2 separate regions of the Homo sapiens genome follow, and region 1 is linked to region 2. Evidence: chromatin loops called from intact Hi-C (ENCODE). Cell type or tissue: PC-3. All regions are shown on one strand. Each heading gives the region's core, and the rest is flanking DNA. Links, peaks and the distances in the headings are about the cores only. Region 1 overlaps FBXO38-DT (FBXO38 divergent transcript). Region 2 has its middle 14 kb from the start of MARCOL.

Region 1 (2,829 bases), core at 120-2,619, 66 kb before region 2:
GTCAGGCTCTTGCTCAATGTCCTTAAATTGTTGAAACTACTATTAATTCATTATTACATCTAGGCAGAATACTTTCTTAAAGAAGAGACTAATATTTTTAAGAAGATATGCATCTGTACTTTTTTGAAAATCTCTTATAATCACCGCTCCCTGTCCTCTTTTTTTCTGGTTCCATTTGGGTTTGACAACACAAGGTTGTGGTTAGAAGCAGGATAATTTGGGTTTGAATCTCAGTCCTTCTTCATGAACTACAAGATTACATAGTTTACTTACCTTGTGTGAGTTTAGTTCCCTCATTTGTAGTATGGGGGTGATAATGGTATTAGGCTTATAAGACTGTGGAGAGGATCAATTGAAACAAGGCACATAAAACATGCTATGGCACTTGGCATGGTACATGTGTTCCCTGAACCTGGGCTAATTATTGTTACAGCTCTATCTCTGCCCATGTGCTGTGCCTTAGTGTCACACTGCCCGTTCCTGTAATGGAACACTTGTGTTCTCATCTGGAACCTCGCATGATTATTTCCATTATCAGCTCACACCCAGAGCCCCCTCTAAATGTCCTTGCTTTTACGTTTGTGTTCATGTTTGTCTTTCAACCAGCACAGGATTTTCACACAATAGTGAAGACATTTATAAATCAGGGATTTCTAGACTTTGCATGTTTGTTTTCCTACTACAATAGAATAATTGTGAGCTCTATATTTTGAAGAGAGAAAAAGAAAGGATACAATTTTCTTTGATATTTTTCTTTGTGTTCTGTGGTAATACAGGATTGTTCCTCTCCATCTCTCTTTGGAGAAGATTTCATTTTTGTTTTTGTTATTTTGTGTAAAGCAGAGACATAGACTAAATAATGAAATAGTGTTAGGCTATAATAGACAGCCAATATTAACACAAATGTCTGTATTTTAGAAGCTGCTTTACTTTTTGAAACTGGAAAAACCTGAAACTCTTTCTTTCCAGCTCCAGAGAGAGCCATCCTGATGGAACCTACTGACCAGGGGGACACAAAAGAAAAGAGGGAGGAGATGAAAGAAGGTGAGGGTCTCTATTGCCAGCAGAACTGGACTGTGTGTTTAACTGGAAAGCTGATGGAGAATGTAGTTAGGCACAGCTCTCTGGACCCTTCTAGTGAAATAAAGAACTAGTTAAATAAGGCAAGACAGAAGAATGAGGCTGCCATCTAGATGTAGTAACAGGTAATGTTCCAGGGCACAAGGGAGCCAAAGGAAGAGAGTTTCTTCACTTTTTATTCTCTGCAGTCTTCATACATAATAATGATCTCATTCCTCTATATTAGTCAAGATCTTCCCATTATAAGTGACGAATTATAACCAGATTAAACCAAAAAGTAAAATAATTTATTGACTGATTGATATGGTTTGGATTTGTGTCCCCGCCCAAATCTCATGTAGAATTGTAATCCCCAGTGCCAGTTGGAGGTGGGTCCTGGTGGGAGGTGATGGGATCATGTGGGTGGTTTCTCATGGTGTAACGCAATCCACCTTGGTGCTGTCGTCACGATGGTGAGTCCTCATGAGATCTGGTTGTTTCAAGGTGTGTGGCACCTCACCTCTCTCTCTCTCTTCTCCTGCTCCCACCACGTGAGGCACCTCTCTCCCCCTTTGCCTTTTGCCATGATTGGAAACTTCCTGAGGCCTCCCCAGAAGCAGAAGCCCCTATGCTTCCTGCACAGCCTGCAGAACCGTGAGCCAATTAAACTTCTTTTCTTTATAAATTATGCAGTCTCAGGTATTTTTTTTATAGCAGTGAAAGAACGGAGTAATACAATGATATAATTGGAATAGGATGAGATGGAGTGAGCATTAGGTATGCTGGAACTAGGGGATCAAATGATATCAACTCACTCTCTTCTGCTCAAAAACATACGTAATCCCCAAAAATGCTTGGCTCTTCTTCTTCCTTTTATTAACATGTGGCCACTATTCTATCCTAATGAATATGGGCTTTACCCAGGAAATGAGTTAAAAGGCCACAGCTATGTGTATATGTGTATGTGTGTTGGGGGAGGGGGGAGGGGTTGGAGGTCTTAGTTTACCTTTTCTGCTCCAATACCTATCCACTGATGACTTCTAAACTTTTTGTCAGCACCATCCTAATTCTGATTCCCAGATCTAGATATTTAGAGGGCAATTTGGCCTAGATGTCTAATAAGTCATTCAACTACAAAGCAGTCAAAATAGAAGTTGCTATTCTTCTTATGTTTTATCCTTAGTTATTTGTGTTTCTCTTCCATGTTGATGATGATACTATCTTTAAATTCCCCTTGGATCTTCATCAGAGATCAGAATTTATAAGTTGATTGATACATATTCATTAAATATATGTTGAACATGCAAAGTGGAGATGCATCATGTGTAACATAATTTTGTTGTGAGGATTAAATGAAATAACATGAAAAACATTCAGTAAAATGCTTGACATGCATAATTTCACAACCAATGAATGAAGAGGATACAAAAGATATTTTTAAACTTGTGTCTTTTATCCTATAGTTTCTTAAGTGAATTCATAACAAGGAAGAATATGATATTTTTAACACCCAGGGAAAGTCACCTTACCACCAAAACATCCTTTAGTACACTTCAGGTTGTGCCTTGAAGTGTTTGTTTGCATTTGTTAATATAAATGAGAGAAGAGAAGAAAACTTCTCCCACCTCAGGTAAGCCCGTAAATGCAGCTGTCTCTACTGCATCTCAGGGCATTGTTAGATACATATTTTACTTTAGCCTGGAATCCATTTGAAATGAGTTGAGTGTATGAAAAGAATGGCCATGTACATATATATATATATTTATATAT
Region 2 (2,829 bases), core at 227-2,726:
GGACACCCTATTCATTAAACGGTGCTGGGAAAACTGGATAGCCATATGTAGAAAAAAGAACTGGACTCCAATCTCTCACCATAAACAAAAAATTAACAAAAAGTTGAATTAAAGTCTTAAATGTAAGACCTGAAACTATAAAAATTTCAGAAGAAAACCTAGGAAAAACTCTTCTGCACATTGTCCTAGGCAAATGTTCATAACTAAGACCTCAAAAGCAAATGCAACAATAACAAAAGTAGATCAATGGGACTAAATTAAACTAAAATGTTTCTTCACAGCAAAAGAAATAATCAAGAGAACGAATAGAAAACCTACAGAATGGGATAAAATATTTGCAAAGTATTCATTCAACAAAGGACTAATATCCAGAATCTACAAGCAACTCAAACAACTCAACAAGAAAAACAAACAAACAACAACAACAAAAAACAAAAAGTGGACAAAAAACATAGATATTTTCCAAAAGAACACATACAATTGGCCAAAAAGGCATATTTTTAAAAAGCACAACATCACTAATAATCAGAGAAATGCAAAATAAAACCACAATGAGATGCCATCTTACACCAGCCAGAATGGCTATTATTAAAAAGTCAAAAATTAGTAGATGTTGATGAGGATGCAGAGTAAAGGGAAATCTTACACCAATCAGAATGGCTATCGTTAAAAAGTCAAAAATTAGCAGACGTTGATGAGGATGCAGAGAAAAGGGAATATTTAGACACTGTTAGTAAGAATGTAAATTAGTACAACTTCTGTTGAAACAGTATAGAGATTTTCAAAGAACTAAAAAGAAAACTACAATTCAATTCAGCAATTCCGGTACTAGGTATCTACAAAAAAGAAATCATTATATCAAAAAGATACCTGCACTTATATGTTTATCACAGCAGTATTCACAATAACAAAGTTATGGAATCAACCATCAACCTAAGTGTCTATAAGTGTATATCCACATAAAGAAAATGGACTACTACTTAGGCATAAAAAATGAAATCATGTATTTTGCAGCAACAGGAGCTGGAGACCATTATCTTAAGTGAAATCATTCAGGAACAGAAAGTCAAATACTGCAAGTTCTCATGTTCTCAATTATAAGTGAGAGCTAAATAATATGTACACACGGATATAGGGAGTGGAATAATAGACATTGAAGTCTCAGAAAAGTGGGAGGGTGAGAGAGAGGTAAAGTATAAGAAGTTAACTAATGGATACAATGTACAGTATTGGGGTGGTGGTTACATTGAAAGCCCAGACTTTATCACTATGCAAAAACTCACATAACAAAAATGCAGGTGTACCCCCTATATCTATTTTTAAAAGTGAATAGTCTCCTTTAACATATTTTTGCTTTACACAATCTACTTACTAAACTACACATTTCTGTTCCTCTCAGTGTATTTCTACTGTGTCATATTTCTCATCTAAGCACAATAGTACAACTGCTTCCTACAAACCATATATGTACATTGCTTATTAGCAAGTTGAAGTGAGTTTCTTTCCAGATTCTAGGATTTTAGAAACAAAAAGCTAGTGTCCTTAGAGGGGTGGGAAGGAATTCATACACAGTGATGTGTTTATGAGATTCTTATGTGTTTATGAATATAAAACAGTAAGAAAGTTTTCAGTAAGTCCCAGAAATCAACCTATAATTAGTTATGACACATATAGGAGGGGCTGGATACATCTTTAAAAACTCAGTAAGCAAGTATTTAATGACGTTGGCTTAAGCCTATAAAACTTTCCAAAGCATTGCTCATCTAACAAGATCAGTGCCACAGAATGAGTTAGATTTTATTGGGTGAGCTAACAGTTTCCCGTGAAATGAGAACTTAAGGACTGTGCTTATTAAGTCAAACTATTCATATAATAAAGTAATTTAGGTAATTGCCATTGTTACTCTGAACTGAGATTTGTGAGATTCTCTCTACTACTACCATTTTCGTTGCTCAGCAAATGACCTCATATACTTTTGTAGCAACAAAGTTGAGAGTTAATTTTCTTTATTTCTCACTACTAGTTTTTTGGCATCCACTCCTGTACCCTTACTCCATTCCTGAATATCAGCACATCTCTGACTGCTATGTATTTCCTATTCACATTTCATCCTTTTAGAGATTTTTAGATTAAAATGTCGTCTTGGTTGTATTCTTTTTTTAACAATTTAATTCACAAATTATATTTCCCCAAGTGTTTAAAATTGTTTATATATCCACATATATATATCCACATATACATATACACATATATATATACATATATACATATATATATACATATATAATTTTTAATATTAGAACATGCCTTCCCCTAGTGGAAAAGCATGAGTTTCTAAAGCAGCAGAGATACATGGACTGAACCTAGTTCACATGTTTTCTGTTCTATCTTTGCTGCTATGGTTTTTGTCTTAATGGGGCACTTAGTTTACAGGTCACCACATTTCTTATAATTTCTAATATCCTATCACCAGGTACTTTACACCAGACTGGACTCCAGACATCTGATTTTTGAAAAAACTTTACTATAGAGGCTAAAGTTGTTAACCATTAAATATAACAAATCTCCAATAACATTCCAATGTAAATTTGGCTATAATTTAAGTTCTTGATCCCACATCCCATTTATTAGCACTAAATATGTGTCACTCATTGCCTTACAGATTGAGGATACAAAAAATAAAAGACTAAGAATACTCCTACTCTAAAGATACCCCTACCCAAAAGAGATAAAGAAAAAATAAAAGGTAAAAGTTATTAGTTCTTTGGGAAAAATAGAACTATTTATAAAATGTTTGTCACTAGCCAAGCATTCATAACAAGATTGGTA

Evidence for each region. Hi-C counts contacts between places; a loop is a spot of excess contacts. Peaks named below come from ENCODE experiments on the same cell type or tissue, not always from the same donor. Only the 100,000 strongest peaks of a DNase experiment are listed, where the experiment ranks them.
Region 1: a loop joins it to region 2, with 2.1 times the contacts of the local background. A loop is called at or near these places in 2 of 110 quality-filtered maps.

What each region holds. Positions count from the first base shown.
Region 1 is chr5:148,289,136-148,291,964 of GRCh38, reverse strand. FBXO38-DT (FBXO38 divergent transcript) reads left to right here. Exons shown (of 5, transcript NR_105057.1): 4 at 970-1,713. Among named protein-coding and RNA genes, the nearest start is that of SPINK13, 22 kb to the right of the region's middle. In PC-3, for the core only: a CTCF peak has its summit at 1,177; a DNase peak (open chromatin) is centred at 1,194.
Region 2 is chr5:148,223,210-148,226,038 of GRCh38, reverse strand. No RefSeq gene overlaps it. Among named protein-coding and RNA genes, the nearest start is that of MARCOL, 14 kb to the left of the region's middle. RefSeq lists an enhancer at 1,483-2,056. In PC-3, for the core only: no CTCF peak of the experiment used is centred there; a DNase peak (open chromatin) is centred at 1,728; H3K4me3 peaks cover 453 bases; H3K27ac peaks cover 2,194 bases.